3 separate regions of the Mus musculus genome follow, and all the other regions are linked to region 3. The links are chromatin loops, found by intact Hi-C in ENCODE. Cell type or tissue: left cerebral cortex. All regions are shown on one strand. Links, peaks and the distances in the headings refer to the core of each region. The heading gives the core; the rest is flanking DNA. Region 1 overlaps Pnkd (paroxysmal nonkinesiogenic dyskinesia). Region 2 overlaps Pnkd (paroxysmal nonkinesiogenic dyskinesia). Region 3 overlaps Slc11a1 (solute carrier family 11 (proton-coupled divalent metal ion transporters), member 1).

What was found. Peaks named below come from ENCODE experiments on the same cell type or tissue, not always from the same donor. Only the 100,000 strongest peaks of a DNase experiment are listed, where the experiment ranks them.
Region 1: it touches region 3 in a loop (6-fold over the local background); 15 of 42 quality-filtered maps call a loop at or near these places.
Region 2: a loop joins it to region 3, with 1.8 times the contacts of the local background. A loop is called at or near these places in 4 of 42 quality-filtered maps.

What each region holds. Positions count from the first base shown.
Region 1 is chr1:74,310,425-74,316,341 of GRCm38, forward strand. All of the region lies in intron 2 of Pnkd (paroxysmal nonkinesiogenic dyskinesia), which reads left to right. Among named protein-coding and RNA genes, the nearest start is that of Tmbim1, 9.0 kb to the left of the region's middle. In left cerebral cortex, for the core only: a CTCF peak has its summit at 3,087 (motif pointing right); a DNase peak (open chromatin) is centred at 3,095.
Region 2 is chr1:74,329,568-74,335,484 of GRCm38, forward strand. All of the region lies in intron 2 of Pnkd (paroxysmal nonkinesiogenic dyskinesia), which reads left to right. Among named protein-coding and RNA genes, the nearest start is that of Tmbim1, 28 kb to the left of the region's middle. In left cerebral cortex, for the core only: a CTCF peak has its summit at 2,859 (motif pointing right); a DNase peak (open chromatin) is centred at 2,954; H3K4me3 peaks cover 1,905 bases; H3K27ac peaks cover 2,393 bases.
Region 3 is chr1:74,383,365-74,389,281 of GRCm38, forward strand. It overlaps Slc11a1 (solute carrier family 11 (proton-coupled divalent metal ion transporters), member 1), which reads left to right. Exons shown (of 15, transcript NM_013612.2): 10 at 74-163; 11 at 261-380; 12 at 660-809; 13 at 1,333-1,406; 14 at 1,777-1,930; 15 at 2,029-2,687. The coding sequence ends at 2,142. Among named protein-coding and RNA genes, the nearest start is that of Ctdsp1, 5.3 kb to the right of the region's middle. In left cerebral cortex, for the core only: a CTCF peak has its summit at 3,413 (motif pointing left); a DNase peak (open chromatin) is centred at 3,686; H3K4me3 peaks cover 1,106 bases; H3K27ac peaks cover 1,782 bases.

The sequences.
Region 1 (5,917 bases), core at 943-4,942, 73 kb before region 3:
CCTCAGATACTCCAGAAGAGGGCATCAGATTTTGTTACGGATGGTTGTGAGCCACCATGTGGTTGTTGGGATTTGAACTCGGGACCTTCAGAAGAGCAATCGGCACTCTTAACCACTGAGCCATCTCGCCAACCCCAGGAGCCTTGTGTTTTATTCACAAAAAATACATTTAATCCTGGCAGAAGCAGGCAGATCTCTGAGTCTGAGGTCAGCATGGTCTGAAGAGCAAGTTCTAAGCAGCTGAGTTACACAGCAAAACCTTGTGGTAGTAGGAGAGGGGTGGAGAAAGAAAGAAATGGGAAAAAAAAAGAAGGAAGGAAAGGAAAAAGCAGTTATTATGTTTCAGGCAGTGTTATAGGGTTTGGACATCAGGGACAATTTAGGTGAAAATGTGCATTCTAGCAAGAAAACAACAGGCATTTGATGTCAAAACCAATTGATAGAGGTCGCTCCATCTTGAACAGAAAAGAGAAAAAATCCTATTGATAAAATATTGGACTTTGTTGGGTGTAGTGGTGGATGTCTTTAATCCTTATCCTCCTGGGGAAGCAGATACAGGTGGATCTCCATCAGTTCAAGGCCAGCCTAGTCTTCCTAACAGATCCCAGGCCAGCCAAAGCTACATGGTGAGGTCTTGTCTCAAAAACAATAATAATCAGGGCTGTAGAGATGACTCAGTGGTTAAGAACACTGACTGCTCTCCCAGAGGTCCTGAGTTCAATTCTCAGCAAGCACATGGTGGCTCACAACCACCCACAATGAGATCTGATGCCCTCTTCTGGTGTGTCTGAAGACACCTACAGTGTACTCATACGAATAAAGTAAATAATTTAAAAAAAATTTTTTTAAAGAAAAAGACATGAGTGCCATGGACCAGGCTCAGTCAGCCCCTCTCAACCCATGGGGAATCAAGGTTCCAGACAGGTGGGCAAGGAGTTGGCGAGAATTGACAGACCCAGACACAAGGGAGTGCTGAATCTTAATGTAATTTTTCACAAAGCAAACAGCAGTCTTATATAATACAGAAAACAAAGGAGTAGGGTGTCACAGCAGGCAAGGTACATTTAAACTGTCTTACACAAGACAAGGAATGGCTTCAAAGGGCTGACAGGAACCAGGTAGTGTTTACAGTAAAGATAAAACAGCCCTGCCTAGCTAGAGTCAATTAATGACTGGTAAGGATTTCACACCCTAGTCACAATTTGTCCTTCTCCTTTGAGCCTTGTGAAAGCTAGCACCAGGGGGTTCTGCTCTAGCAGACCTTATGAATAATGCAAATCCACAACCCCCTTTTTCCTAGGCCTTGGTAAATACTTGCATATGAAAGTAACTTGGCAGTTCTTTTAAGTATCTGTAGGGAATTTTCATTTGTCAGAAGAATTCACCAATATGCAATGTAGTCTGCTATACCTGGCTGTAATGAAGATTCTAAGTATACTTTGCTAAGCTTGCCCTGAGACTTCTATCTCTTAGCCAGTAAAATACTGTAAGAAAGCACGCAAGACCTTCCACAATATTGCAGGGACAAATCTGGGGCAGTTTAGCTATGGGAATGCCAAGGTTCCAGGAGGCTAAGTTTCCTTGAAACTCTTTGCCTCGTGACTGCTTCCAGACTTTTAAACCTGTCTGTGACACGAGTCCCTACTGGAGTGGATGTAGCACATTAGGAATAGTCCTGTGGTGCTGTGTAAACAGACCCAACTAGAAATGGAAGTGAGCTGTGGAATAAGGAAGCTGGACCCTATCTGGCATCCACCAAGGCAAGGCCAGGGCCAGGGTCCCCTGTCCAGCTTCTCTGACCATCGGAATCATCCGAGATGCTTGTGAAAAAAGTGCAAATGCCCTGGGGGAATGTTTCCCTCCAGACCCGAGGGCCAGCTGTAAGCTCAGGCCCCAGGGGAGCCACTAGCCAACTCCAAGTTATAATCACTGGTGGCTGTGGGACCTTGGGGCTGGTCCTTAACTACTCTGTGCCTTGGTGGCTGTGTCTGTACAAAGAGAGGTAATAATAGAATGTGTTTGTAAGGTTTAAAAATAGTAGTTGTCAAGTGCTTGGGGCAAAGTTGAAAAGTCCCTTGTTACAGGTCTGGAGGGAGCCCGCCCAGTGACTCAGATGAGCTTGATCTCAGGACCTATTGGGATGAAGTTGCCTAGGCCAGGATTCTCAGCAGGGTCCGGATCACGCTGAATCCTTATTCCCTGCCCAGGGCCACCTTGTATCTTGGTCTCTTGAGCCATCAGGCCTGTTTGGAGTGTTCAGGATTGAGTTTGCCCACCCAGCCCCTGCTCCTATGCTATGGATGACTTCCTCCATCTTTTGTTTCTCCCTACCTCAGCCTCCCAATCAGGAAGCTCCCTTTAACATTCTTCTTACATATCTAAGAAATCCATCTCTGAGAATCATCACCACGTACTGGCTTCTCACTCTGACCTTACACAGGCCCTGCCTTCCCAGGCCTGCACTGTGTTCCAAGTGTTTACCAGATTCCTACCTCTGGCTCCCAGCTTTCCAGCTCTGCCTCTGACAGTGCTGTGACCACATCAGGCTCAACGATGTATTGATCTTAGCACGTTTCCCCCTGTGTAGGGACTGAAGCCGGCGATTAAAGCCAGGGTCGCACATATGTCAGGCAAGTGTTCTACTGTCCAGATACCATGACCTCACTGCCTCTTTCTAGTCCCACAAAAAGTAATTTGATCTGAAATTAGAAAAAAAATGGAACAAAATTTGGTTTTACACTAAGTATACTTCAAGTCTCAGTAGTCCTAAGTGGGTAGTAGCTACCATACAGAACAGCTCTGTGGGGCAAGGTGTAGACCATAGTTAACCCTTTACCTCACTATAAGGTGCCTAGCCTAGCCTGGACCAGACATTTTTAGTTTTTGAGACCAGCTCACATGTAACCCAGGCTGGCCTAAGCTAGCCTTGAATTCTTCATCCTCTTCCTTGCACCTGCTAAGTGCTAGAATTACAAGCATGAGCCCCCTAGATCCACTCTGTATTAGTTTGCTTTCTTATCATAAGCACCCGAATCCCATTGACATCTCAGTAAGAGAAAGACACAGATCTAGGCATGACCACTAGATGGCATGATCTGGCTACCAATGCTTGACAAGAAGGTAGGTGCCGACGATTTTGCAGAGACACAGTTGGAAGAACATTCACTCAGTGCTCTCAATGCTATGTTCAAAATAGAGGATCCTAGCCAGAACTAACAAATATAATAAAACAGACTAAATAAGGTAGGAAATATTGCTCAGTGCACTTCCGTTTCCTCTTTACTTACTGTGTATGTCTAGTGTGTGGATCTAAGTCTAAAATGTCATTCCCCCTTCAATCCACGCTTTATCACAGCATCAGATTGGGGGGAGATTTATGTTAAAAAGCCACAAGGGATCACCAACGAGGTTCAGCAGGTAAAGAGCTTGCTGCCAAACCTCAAACAAAGTTGGATCCCTGGGAATCACATGGTAGGTAAAGGAGAGAACAGACTCCCGCAGGCACATGGTTCTCTCTCTCTCTCTCTCTCTCTGCCTCTCTCTCTCTCTGCCTCTCTCCCTCTCTGTTTCTCTCTCTGCCTCTCTCTGTCTCTGTCTCTGTCTCTCTCTCTCTCTCACACACACACACACACACACACACACACACACATGTGTTTGATTTTTTTGTTTGTTTGTTTTGTTTTTTGTTTTTTTTGTTTTTCTGAGACAGGGTTTCTCTGTGTAGCCCTGTCTGTCCTGGAACTCACTTTGTAGACCAGGCTGGCCTCGAACTCAGAAATCTGCCTGCCTCTGCCTCCTGAGTGCTGGGATCAAAGGCGTGCGCCACCATGCCTGGCTGTGTTTTGGCCATTTTAACCCCTCTCATATTCACCCCACTTCCCTAAACCAAACAACTTTGTTTTCTTCAAAAAACAAAACAAACAAAAATCCTATCAAGTGCAATCTGCTGCTCACATTCTCTTGATGCTTGCACAGGGTTCCACTGGAGTGTGCTCAGTCTTCCAGGAACTACCTTCTTTTTTTCTTTCTTTCTTTTTTTTTTTTTTTTTGGTTTCTCAAGACAGGGTTTCTCTGTGTAGCCCTGGCTGTCCTGGAACTCACTTTGTAGACCAGGCTGGCCTCGAACTCAGAAATCTGCCTGCCTCTGCCTCCAGAGTGCTTCAGGAGCTACGTTCTTAAGGAACACCGACTCCCTCCTTCAGCTGCTCTCAGGTGCCAGTAGCTCCCCTCCAGGCGGGATTTGTCTGCCTCAAACTAATTAATGTTTTAATTAAAGTTCCTGGGTGGAGTGGAGGGAGGATAGCTTGTAACGTGTATAAAATGTGTGTTACTGAGATCCATGGCCAAAATGTTTGAGAATCCCCTGACCTGTTACCTGTAGATGAGGCATTGGAGGTAGGCGGTGTGTTTGTAAAAGTCTGCTCAGTTTTTTCCTGCTTTTCTGGTTGTTTGTTTAAAACACCACAGCCAAAAGCAACTCTGGGAGGAAAGGGAAGTCAGGGCAGGAACCTGGCTAGGAACTGGAGCAGAGACCAGCAATGAATGCTGCTTACTGGCTAGCTCTCAAAGACCACAGCTCAGAAAAGTCAGCTACCTCATTTATACAGCCGGACTCACCTGCCTAGGGGTGGTGCTGCCCACTGTGGGCTGGGCCCTCCTGCAGCAGGTAACAATCAAGAAATGTTCCTCAGAAATGCCTACAGGATGGGCATCTGACCGAGGCAATTTCTCAATGGCAATTCCTTCTTCCTGGGTGTGTCAAATTGACAACCAAGATTAGCTTCAGTTTGTTTTGTGTTTGTGTTATTTCAAGATAAAGTCTCGCTAAACTGCCCCAGAGTGACCTTGAACTCATCTATAGACCACATAGGCCTTGAACTTGTAATAGTCTGCTTCAGCTTCCTCAGAAGAATCAGGCAGAATCAACATAATAGCACGACTTAATGATGCACAACCCAGGAATCTGGGGCAGGGGGATTCCTGGAAGATGGAAACTGACCTGAGCTTCCAGTGAGTTCCTGTCTTCAAAATAAATTCTCCACTAGGTATGGTAGCACATCTTTAATCTCTACATTCGGGAGTCAGAGTCAGTTGAACCTCTATAAGTTGGAAGTTGGCTTGATCTACAGATTGAGTTCTAGGTCAGCCAGGGCTACTTGTAGTGAGTTCTGTCTTTCTTATCTATCTATCTATCTATCTATCTATCTATCTATCTATCTATCTATCTATCTATTGTGCATTGGTGTTTTGCTGCATTTCTGTCTGGGTGAGGATGTCAGATTCCCTGGGACTGGAGTTGCAGACAGTTGTGAGCTGCCATGTGGGTGCTGGGAATTGAACCTAAGTCAACTGGAAGAGCAGTGCCCTTAACTGCTGAGCCATCTCTCCAACCCGAGAACCCTGTTTTTAAGGAGAAAAAAAATCCCCATAATAAAAAGTTGCTTTAGTGGGGCGATGGTGGTGTATCCCTTTAATCCTAGCACTCAAGAGGCAAATCTCTGTGGGTCTGAGACCAGCCTTGTCTATAGAACTAGTTCTAGGACAGCCAGGGCTACATACAAAGAAACCCTGTCTGGAAAAACCAAAAAAGGCTGGGTGGTGCTGACAAGCACCTTTAATGCAAACACTCTGGAGGCAAAAACAGATGGATCTCTGAGTTCAAGGCGAACCTGGGCTACAGAGTGATTCCCAGGACAGCCAGGGCTACACAGGGAAACCATGTCTCAAAACAAAACAAACACAACAAAGCTAATTTTAAGAGAAACTGAAGAAAAATGAACATAAGTAAAGTGAGGCACCTCATCTAGAGAGGCTTCTCAGAGGAAACCTCTATTAGACTGAAGGAGAGAGAGAGAGAGAGAGAGAGAGAGAGAGACCTCATCCTTGAGGGTAATAGTGAGGGAACAGGATGTGGGGA
Region 2 (5,917 bases), core at 869-4,868, 54 kb before region 3:
ATCTGCCTGTCTCTATCTGGGACCAAAACAGTGGAGGGGTGTCACTTTAACTCACAGTTGAGGACTACATTGCATCACAGCAAGGAAGTTAAGATAGCAGAAGCCTGCAAGCAGCTGGTCATATCTCATTCATAATTAGGAAAAGGGGATCATTAAATTCCTTTAAATACAGATCAGATTGCAGCCCAGGGAATGGTGCTGCCCACATGATCTCACCTCAATTAGCCTAATGAAAACAATCCCCCACAGGCAAAGAGGCCCACCTCTCAGGTGATTCTAGATCTTATCAAGTTGACACAGAGATTAACTTCATAGGGCCCAAAGTGGTAACAACCTTGGTACTTTTGAGGGACCAAGCGACCAACCCAAAGTGATAAGCAGAAGAATGTTGTCATTTGAGGAGGTTGGAAACATAGGCTCAGCTATGGAGCAGAGGCCCTGTGGGCTGTGGATGGGACTTTGACATTTCAAAGAACATTTAGTAAGTATTTAATATGCAGGTGGCACCATGCCAGCCACTGGCAAGCTGAAGAAGAATACATTAAATTATAGTCTCCACTCTGAAGAAGGCTAGTGAAGCCTGAGATTACATGCTGATACAGTGAGCAAGTGGGAAGGCGTGGCATGAGTATCCTACCAAAGGGCACGGAATGCACAAGTGCGTGCTTGCACAGGAGAGCACATGAGATCTGAATCTATGGAACAAAGAGTGAGCAGCACTCCAGACAGAACACAGTGTATACAAAGGCACGGGAATGCAAAACAATATGGTCAGTTCTAGAAATTGTGAGTCGTTAGGTATCACAGGGCAGAATGCAGGAAGAAGGTGAATAGCATCTAGCTTGCTAGAACAGCAGATTCTCGTGGACAAGGGAGAGCTACGGCAGATGAGGAGCAGTCATGGAGTACCCTCCAGAACACACCAGAGCAGGAGAGGCTGGCTCCCTGAGCTTGCGTGAGTTTGCACAGACACTGCCCTTCACTCTCTATCCCCAGCCCCGCTGTGACTCCAAGGAGTTCATAAACAGTATCTTGAGTTTATTATCTATAAATGAGTGGTGTGTGTATGTGTGTGTGTGTGTGTGTGTGTGTGTGTGTGTACACGTGTGTGTGTGTGTACACGTGTGTGTGTGTGCAAGCACCTGCTCATGGTGGGGCCGGGGCTGAGGTTAAAGATTAAATTGTGTCTTCTGCAGGGTCATGCCTGAGCCTGCATTTCCTGTTTCAGATTACAGGGACTGCACCCTAATCTCTCCATATAATACTGCTTTACAGAGCCCTCCCTGCAGCAGGCTATGTTCACAATGACCCACAATCCTTCAACATTGCATGTACAGAGACAGAGAGAGACACAAACTCTCCTGTACTGGTCATGCCTTCTGTGTTTTTGCTTTTTGGTCTTCCTCTCATCCCCCCCCCTCAATCCCCCAGGCCTTGGCAGCTTCACCCTTTCCTGTGCCAGGGCACAGAGAAGTAAAACTTTAGGGAAGAGACAGGGCAAGTACAGGTTGTCCCTCCCTCAGATGTTCCAACAGAAGAGAAACCGAGTGCCTGGGGCTCTCAGGTTAAAGCAAGAATTGGGTGGACTGCAGTGCAGTTTAGGGAGACTTTAATCCACCCCTTGGCTCTTTGTTGGGGTGTGAGGGAGGGAGAATGAAGTAGAAAATTATACATAGGAACCTTCAGCTGCACAGTGTGCTGTGACCGACTCTGAGACCACAGATGTGGGGTGTGATTATCTAGGGCTCTCAGGCTGAGCACAACAAGCAGGGTGGGAAGCAAGAGCATTTCCTCACCTGCTTCCCTCCAGCTTCCTCCCAGTGGGAGTGATGGCCAGCCTGACTTAGCAGAGTTTCCTTCACTTCCTGCAGAAGGCTAGGCAAGGCAGACTGCACACAGCCCAGCCCTGGCTCCTTTGTGCCTCAATTTGGACATTGAGACACACTTGCTCTCACACCCATCTCCACTCCATTGGCCAGAACAGCTTCTAGAACTCATTAGGAAGGCAGTAGTAATAGGGCGAGGAGCCACAGATGTGGAAACCAGACTGGGCATGGAACTGAGGATGTCTAACTGCTAGACCTGGCTCTCCCACGCATGGCTGCATAACCTTGATAAAGTCTCCGTGGACTGTGGCCTCTCTTCTGGGTGAAATATCACATGCCCTCCCCATCTAAATTGATCCAATGTGTTCCATATTGATTCCCCTATTCGCTTCCCTATACGTACCACTGTTTCTCATCGCATCCATGTTTGTGAGCACATAACATATGCACATGTGTATACATGCAATTTTATTTGTTTGCCCACTTATTCTCCTTACTGCATTCTATAGTGTAGGTTCCAGGAATGCACCCATCTTCCCTGTTAGGGATTGAGCCCAGGGTCTGGCACATGCTACACCATCAAACTACTACCCCAGCCTGAATACAGTGTATTTGTGTGGTCTCAGGCACCATAGCCCTCCACAACTTGTGGGAGTGATTTTCTCCTTTCACCAAGCGGGTCCAAGGATTCACACAGGGCAGCAGGTTTGGTAGCAAGTGTTGATCCTCTAAGCTACCTCTGGGCTCTCTGGTCTTTTGACCACCTGAAAACCTGGCACAATGCCTTCAATTTAGTGAATGAATAAATGAACAGTAGAAGATCCAACGAACTCCAGGTTGTCTTCTAGCTGGTAAAGTTTAGGAGTCTAAGGTTTCTCTTCAGGAGGACCACTCCAAGGTCTCTCCCCTGCACAGGAAGAAGGAGGGCTTGTCTTCTGTCCTCTCACAAGACTCTGCCTATACGGACACTGGTTAGCACGCGGTTATGCTAGCTAGAGCTCCGCCTCCAGACCCACCAGTAGGGGGAGGAGCCAGTCTGTACTTAGCCTAGGGATTCGCAGCGCGTGCCAGGCCGTAGCTGGCGAGGAGCCGGGTCTGAACGCGATGTAGTGGGCGGAGCCAAGTGCCATCGCACCCTAGCGCGCAGGTGCTGGGAGCCCCGCCTCTCCGCACCAGGGGCCGGGGCGGGGCCGTCGCCTAGCAACGCCAAGCCCCGCCCCCGGTCCCGGCCCCCAGCATGGCTTGGCAGGGCTGGCTCGCGCCTTGGTTGTGGGTCTCCGGCTGTTGGCTGCTATTCTTCGCCTTCGTGCTGCTCCTGAGTCCCCGCAGCTGCCAAGAACAGCGGGGTTTCCGCGGCCTCCTCATGACGCGCAGCCAGCGGCTGCTCTTCCGAATCGGGTTAGTGCCCAGGCTCCGATCTGTGCAGGCTCGGGAAGGTGGGCACACTAGGAGAAAGGACGCAGAAAGGATACCGGGGTGTGTGTGTGTGTGTGTGTGTGTGTGTGTGTGTGTGTGCCGGATGTCTTGGATTAGGGGTTTCTAAACCACCGGCCAGAAGGATGGAGAAACAAGCTGAGTTCGTTCTGAGTTAAGAAAGCAAAGAGTTGAAGGACCGAAGAATTGGATGGGATGGGTAGGAAAAGAGGATTAGGGGCACAGATCTGAATTAGTAGGGCAGGAAGCCAGAAGACTCAGGGAGATGAGGGCCAAGTAAGATGCTGGAGCCCAGGGAGTGCGGGAACTGGTTCAGGGAAGAGCTCACCCGGCCGCAGGGCAGAGGTCAGCAAATCCGGCTCCCTATCTCAGGTGCAAGAGTAAAAGCATGCCCTAGATGTCTAACTTTACTCCGTATGCTCCTGTCCTTCTGCGCATCATCCAACACTCCACACCTCTGGGTGGGTCATTCTGTCCTCCTCATAGTTCAACTCTTTAGGTCAACCTAGCTCTGTCTCTTTTACCTTCCACTGCTGGCACCCAAAGCCCTCGGCTGTGAAATTTGACCCAACAGCCAGCCGAGGACCTCCCGTGTCTTTCCCCTAGCCAACTATCTCCTCTCTGCCCCTAGCAAGAGTGATAGTCATCACTGTTCTTCTGCATTCAGAAGCAGGGAAGAAACCGGGAGACGAGCTTCTGAGGGGCTCTTGGGAAGGACCTCAGACCACAGTTTAGGGAAATTGATGTAAAGACGGGAATCTTGGTCTGTGCCCAGATTCCTGGGAACACCTAAGACAGGGAATTTCCTTAGTTTCAGAGAAGACACTGTGCAATTCACCCTTCCTCCCTCCCCAGGCCACACCCCCCCCCCACTGCTCCCCAAAACTTCAGGCCTGGAGCTCCATTTTATGGTCTCTAAAGTAGAAATATAAAAGCCTAGTGGGCTGAAAAAACATTCTAGATAATGCTCTGACCAAATCGCCATTACTTTGTGGGTTTTGTTTTTTGTTTTTAGCATTAAAGTCATGAGGTGGCAGAGTTTTTGTTTAGCTGGCTGGCTTGGTAGGACAGTCTCACAATGTATCCCAAGCTCGTCTTGAACTTGTGGTCCTCCAGTCTTCTAGGTGCTGTCATTACAGGTGTGTACCACCATACCTAACCAAGGTTTGTGACTATCACTGTGCTTTGTACCTGGATTTTGGAACCAGGTGTGAGGTTTTATTTTGTTTGGTTTCTTTGTAATTTGGTTGGTTGGTTGGTGCTGGAGACTGAACCTAGAGCCACATGATGATATGTGCTCTATCACTCATCTACACACCCATAGTCACTAGATTTATGGGCCTTGCGTGTATGTATGGATGTGTATGTGTATGTATGGTGTTTGCATGTGTATGCATTGTGTATGCATGTGTATGTATATGTGCATGTGTATATGCCTATGCATATGCCTGTGTACGTGCCTGTGTGTATGTATGTGTATACATATGTGTGTGCATGTACCTGTGTGCCCATTTGCTTTGGTTTGGGTTTTTTTTTGTTTTTGTTTTTTTTTTTTTTAGTTTTTATCACAAAATTTCTGGGAATTATGTAACTCTATTTAGAGAAGAGATTTTAAATCTACTTTTAGCATCCAAAATTGGTAAGCTTGAAGTCACACAAATGTCAGAGGAAGTGGAAAACGGGAGTTTCCGTGAGGAACTAGAACCAGAATTCCTAAGATCAGAATGCCAGTAATCACATTATCAAAACCACAAGAGTCTGGGTCTTCCTAGACTTGAGACTTGGGAGTTTTTCACATCCCTTAAGTTTGATTTCTTGAGGGAGCTTCTTCATAATTCTTTTTGGGGGAGAAGGGGGATATTTGGGGGTTGAGATAGGATCTTTCTGTCTCCCAGGCTGGCCTCAAACTTTGCAGCCATCCTGCCTTAGCCCCATGCTCAATTAGGTACATACTACCACCCAGGCTTAGAACTCAGTGTTCTGAGCTGGAGAGATGGCTCAGCTGATTAAGGACTGGCTGCTCTTGCAGCGAACTCCAACTCAGGTCCCAGAACCCACACGGTAGCTCATAACTATTCATAATTACAGTTCCAGGGGCTCTAATATTCACCTTTGACCTCTGTTGAGGGCACCAGACACAAACATGCCGCACAGATACACATGCAGGCAAAACACCCATAAACAAAAAATAAATCTAAAAGAATTTTTTTTCTCAGAATTCAGTTGTTCCATGAGGCTTTCCTTTGTCTAGATTTCCAGATTGTCTTAGAATCGACTTTCCAAACTTGCAGAGCAGAAGGGTGTGCCTGAAATAGGATTTCCAGCTCCTGCTGGTCTGTGGTCTGGGAAACAATTAGTCCAGTCCCTTGAGGGGAGACACTGCTAACCTTCAGAGTGGGGCAGGGATACCGGCAGGAAACGTGGCAGATGTGTAGGTGGTATTGTGAGGTGCCTCCAGGCCTGCAGGAAGGATGGATACGGGAGCCCATCCCTACTCCTTAAGCTGAAGGTGTGGCCAGGAGGACCACAGATGGATCATTTTGTTGGGGCTGGAAAGGAAAGCATAGTGGAACTCCTCAGCAATCTACCCACAGAGAGGACCTGTTCGTGTGGTCATTAGTCATGATAATTCCACAAAATATTGGCTTCCCTCAATA
Region 3 (5,917 bases), core at 989-4,988:
AGCTGGGGTCCTGATTTTCCAAAAGTGAGTTTGCGTTTTTCCCACGTCCTTCGTACTGACTCCCGGCCTGCAGTTCAACATCTGTGCCAACAGCAGCCTCCAGAACTATGCTAAGATCTTCCCCAGGGACAATAACACTGTGTCAGTGGATATTTATCAAGGAGTAAGTACCACTCAAGCCCAATGTTTGGCCACGCCTTGTCCGAGGGTAAGGCGTCTATTGGGTGGGGCCTCTGTCTGATCACGCCTCCTCCTTTTAGGGTGTGATCCTAGGCTGTCTCTTTGGCCCTGCGGCCCTCTACATCTGGGCAGTAGGTCTCCTGGCAGCGGGGCAGAGTTCTACTATGACCGGCACCTATGCAGGACAGTTCGTGATGGAGGTGGGTATCGAGGGCCCAAAGATAGCAGACACACTGCTAGAGGCTTGGACGCTGGGTCTTTCTGAGTTGCAGAAGGGTAAGATGACAATCAGAATCCCCCAAAGGCGTTCCATATTCAGCAAACCAGTTATGGGAATCCTCCCTCTCCCACTCGTCCTTTCTCCCACCAACAGGAGTCAGATCTAACCCCCATTTCCAAGACAAACAAATGCATGGGGGAGGGGTTGTCTGAGACAACGGAGGCCAAGTAGCCCCACCAGGATGCTTGGTCCCACCCAGGGTTTCCTTAAGCTGCGGTGGTCCCGCTTCGCTCGGGTCCTTCTCACGCGCTCTTGCGCCATCCTGCCCACTGTGTTGGTGGCTGTCTTCCGAGACCTGAAGGACCTGTCCGGCCTCAACGATCTACTCAATGTTCTGCAGAGTCTACTGGTGAGCCCCATGGTCTAGGAACATAGCAGCTCCCTCCCTACCCTCCAACAGTCCTATGGGGTTTGCCCTAAACACTCACAGGATTCTACAGCCACACTAAAAAACAAGAGGCCCCACTGTCCCCATTCCACAGATAGAAAAATCAGTGCATTGGGTTGGTTGACTGGAGGCTGAGCTGACATTCAAATAACAGCAGTCTGAGAGCCCTGCACACTTTTGAGACACAGAATACTGCTCAGGGCTCTTTTGGGTGGGGTGGGGTGGGGGGGTTCAAGACAGAGTTTCTCTGTGTAGCCCTGGCTGTCCTGGAACTCACTCTGTAGACCAGGCTGGCCTTGAACTCAGAAATCCACCTGCCTCTGCCTCAAGTGCTGGGATTAAAGTCCACCACTGCCCGGCTGCTCAGGGCTCTTAGGGAACGTCCCCAAAGGCTCCCAGCCAGAGGAGAGGCAGAACTCCCCACTCCCACACCCTGCTGTGCCAAGGCAGGGTCTCTCAGCCTCAGTCTCCACCCTGCCCACAGCTGCCCTTCGCTGTACTGCCCATTTTGACTTTCACCAGCATGCCAGCTGTCATGCAGGAGTTTGCCAACGGCCGGTGAGTACGCCCTTCCCCGACCACCACGGTCCAGCTTTCTCTACTCTCAGCCACTCAGAGGCAACAACTGTTATCTCCACCTTCCCATGAAACCAAGGCCCCAAGACCATAAAGAACTTGCCTAGTGTCACACAGCTACTAAGTATGGGAACCAGGGTTTGGTGGGGCAGTTTCTAGAACCCCGGGCTTAACCTCACCACACCCCTTGCCAAGTCAGTGATGGAGCCTGAAGTGCCTCCAAGTGGCTAACTGGGTCTATCTGCTCTAGAGCATTCAGGCAGTCCTGAGGATAGGGGTGTCCTGAGGTGGGGAGACCATCCAGGAGGCCCGGCTGTTTTCAGCCAGCCCTGAGCATCCATTTTTCCCCCAGGATGAGCAAAGCCATCACTTCGTGCATCATGGCGCTAGTCTGCGCCATCAACCTGTACTTTGTGATCAGCTACCTGCCCAGCCTCCCGCACCCTGCCTACTTTGGCCTTGTGGCTCTGTTCGCAATAGGTTACTTGGGCCTGACTGCTTATCTGGTACTGGGGTCAGCCACGGGGCAGGGAGGGCAGGAGAGGGAGACACAGGGGGCTTCTGAGGCGCTCTGGCCTCTCCTCAACTCATGGTCCTTCCCCAGGCCTGGACCTGTTGCATCGCCCACGGAGCCACCTTCCTGACCCACAGCTCCCACAAGCACTTCTTATATGGGCTCCCTAACGAGGAGCAGGGAGGCGTGCAGGGTTCCGGGTGACCGCGGCATCCAGCAAGCAAAGAGGCAACAGGGCAGACACAGCAGAGCAATTGGAGGTCCCCTACTGGCTTTCTGGATTACCGGTTTCCAGTTTGGACAAGTGCTTTACCTCGGAATAATGACACCATTCTTATCACCACAACCTAAGAGACTTAAAAAACACAGTGCCTGGGGCGAGAGATGGCTCAGGTGTGAAGAACACTAGCCACCACCCTTTCAGAAGATGGGGATTCAATTCCCAGCATCAACGTGGTGGCTTTCAACTGAAGGTGACTCCAGTTCCCAGAACACCTCAAACAGAACTGCCACAACTCCATTGTCTCACTCCAGCTCGTGGAAGATGAAGGGAGGAGTCCTAAAGAGTTCTAGGTCGGGTCTCTGGAGAGACGGCTCAGCTGTTAAGAGCACCGGACTGCTCTTCCAGAGGTCCTGAGTTCAATTCCCAGCAACCACATGGTGGCTCACAACCATCCATAATGGGATCCCTCTTCTGGTGTGTCTGAAGACAACAACAGTGTCCTCACATATATAAAATAAATAAATCTTAAAAAAAAAATCTTAAAGAGTTCTAGGTTATCCTCCTAAAAAGTGAGTCCAAGCTGGGCAGTGATGGTGCACGCCTTTAATCCCAGCACTTGGGAGGCAGAGGCAGGTGGATTTCTGAGTTCAAGGCCAGCCTGGTCTACAAAGTGAGTTCCAGAACAGCCAGGGCTACACAGAGAAACCCTGTCTCTAAAAAACCCAGTTAATCAATCAATAATAAAATAAACTGAGTTCGAGTCCAACCTGGGCTACCTGAGAGCCTGTCTCAAGAAGGAAGTAAAAAGAAGGAAGGAAAGTGGAGGAGGAGGAGGAGGAGGAGGAGGACGAGGACGAGGAGGACGAGGAGGAGGAGGAGGAGGAGGAGGAGGAGGAGGAGGAGGACCTGACAAACTTGGGGGGAGGAAGAGTCGGACTGGAAGAAACTTAAAAAAATAGAAATCGTCCGATGAACCAAAGGGTAGCTCCCCTCTGTTCCAAAGCGCTAGAAAATCTAAACGCCAAAACCCGAACCCTCCAAATGACTGTACGGAAACCTATTTTCCAGAGAGTAAAACCTAGAAAGTGCTCCTTCTCTGTCAGGAGCCAGACCATAAAGAACCCAAAAGTCTGTGCCTCAAGGCCCAATTCATTTGCCATCTCCCCAGGGAACTGGGCTGACCTGACTCCCACGCTGCGCTATTAGGGTTCCCTGTACTTCACTCTCAGCTCCCCCTAGGGGCAGGGACTCTCCCGGGCGCCCACACTCCGGCCTAGGCCCTGTCCTCCTTCAAGGGCAAGCGGGACACAGGTGAGAGGAGGGTGCTTTCTCCCAGGGCCGCAGAAGCCACCTCCGCGCCCGGGTAGGGAGTAGCGGTGTGGGCGGGGAACCCCCTCCTCCGCAGTCAGCGTCCCGGAACCCTTCGCCCTGTGTAGACCTAGCACATTGCAGACGCTCCCTAGGCAGTTTCTAGGCTCCCCTAAGTCCCTCCTCCTGACTCCTCCGGTTCCTTGCACTGTAGCCTAGAACAGCCCAGAGCCGCACGGGGGAAGGGGTGACCGGGGAGCCTTTTCCCAGGGTAGAGCCTGGGGGAGGTTCTCTGTCTGAAAGCAGCTCCTATTACCCGGAACCCAGCTGGGAAGGCTGTGGACTGGCCGCTCAGAGTGGGGCGCTTGTTTATGAAAAGAATTTCCTCTTTCTTAAAAGGGCAATGAAAAGAGTGGGCCCAAAAGGAGTGGCTAAGGGAGAGGTCTGGGTGCCTGAGCAAGAAAGAGTACCTCCCCTCGCCTTGGTGCCTGCTGCTGGAGAAGATGGGATCCGAGATAATAAAGGGGTAGGGGGCTGGCAAAGAAAGCATCTCCAGATTCCCCTCTAATTTCTCCCGTGTCCCCCAACTTGGTGGACATTCAAGCGATTCACTTGGCACTAATTGGGTGCTTTATTTATTTTTCATTTATTTTTTAATTTTTTCTGTGATAAGCCCTGGGTTAGAAGTGGAAGAGAGGTAAAAGTCCCGAATTAAAGAGGATGTCAGCTGTCTGTCCAGGAGCTCTCAGGGCAAGGGGGTGGGAGGGCAAAATGAACTGGCAGGATGACACTGCGAGTTTAAGAAGACCACTGGGCCGAGCGTGGTGGCGCACGCCTTTATTCCCAGCACCCAGGAGGCAGAGACAGGCGGATTTCTGAGTTCGAGGCCAGCCTGGACTACAGAGTGAGTTCCAGGACAGCCAGGGCTGTACAGAGAAACCCTGTCTCGAGCCCCCCGGCCCCTAAAAAAAGAGGAAGACCACTGAGCACAGGATTGTGAACGTTAAATAAGAAAGGGCTGTCAGTGAGTGTGTCCACAATTCTTGGTTCTCAGATGCTGTGGAATGGGGCTGGGGGACCCAGAAGGAGGGAGAAGCTGATCGTATGACTAGTTGTGTTTAGGACTTAGAATTGAGCGCTGAGAAGGTAAGTTTGGCCCAGAACACTTACTGAACACTCACCTCCATAGGACTGAACTTCCCAGCTCCTCTGGCACAAGCTAACATGGCAGCTAACAACAGCCTGGAACCCCAGCTCAGGGGACAGGACACTCTTCAAGCTTCCAAAGGCACCCCAACACTCACTGCATACACTAACACATATACGTAAAAATAAATCTTAGCGACATTGTAGCACACTCCTTAATATCAGCGCTCTGGAGACAGAAGCAGGTGGATCTCTGTGCACTGGAGGCAAGCCAGCTCCGGCTAAGTAGTAGTTTCAGTCCAGCAAAGGCTACATAATGAGGCTTGCTCAAAATTAATAATAAATACAACAACAACAGCAATAATAAATCTTAGGGTCAGCAAGATGGCTCAGTATGTCAGGATACCAGTCACCATTCCCAAAGACCAGAGTTCTGTCCTTGGGACACACATGGGTGGATTCTCTAGCTCCACACATGTTTTGTGACACATGCTCACACACACAAAAATAATGATTTAACCCACACCACACCACAGGGTTTCTCTGTGTAGCCCTGGCTGCCCTGGAACTCACTTTGTAGAAGAGACTGGCCTTGAACTCAGACATCTGCCAGCCTCTGCCTCTGCCTCTGGAGTGTTGGAATTCAGCCAACCTGTCTGACTTACCAAGGCCCAAGATCAGGGATAAGGTTGGCCATTTCCAGCCAGGGGCCGGCACTTAGTGCTCCTCCATCCCCGTGGCGGCCCTAAAGACCTCAGCCCCAAAACTCAAATTGAATTTAAGGAAAGAGGCCTACCTTAGGGTTTCACCAGTCAGTCCTCGCATACCTGCTTCCGGGGAGCCAGCTGAGGGCGTCCTACCAGACCTCCCGTCCAGTCCATCCACAAGCAGGAAACTGAGGTGGTGAAGGGAAGGACCCTTGTCTCAGGTGCCCCAGAGTATCCTGCTTAGTCCCGGATAGCAGTCCACACCATTGTTTTTCTTGGGGATGAGTATTAAAATAATAATCATCTTAGGGGCTGGAGAGATGGCTCAGCTGTTATGAGCACTGAATGCTCTCCCAGAGGTCCTGAGTTCAATTCCCAGCAACCACATGGTGGCTCACAACCGTCTGTAATGGGATTCCTTCTTCTGGTGTGTCTGGTATACTCATATACATAAAATAATAAATAATAATCATAATAGATTGTGTGGGTAAAGCCCACCACCAACTGCTGGGTGAGGGGAGACGGCAGCAGAGATGGAGCCATGCTCCCCTGCAAGGAAACAAACAAACAAACAAAAACAAACACTGCCCCCACC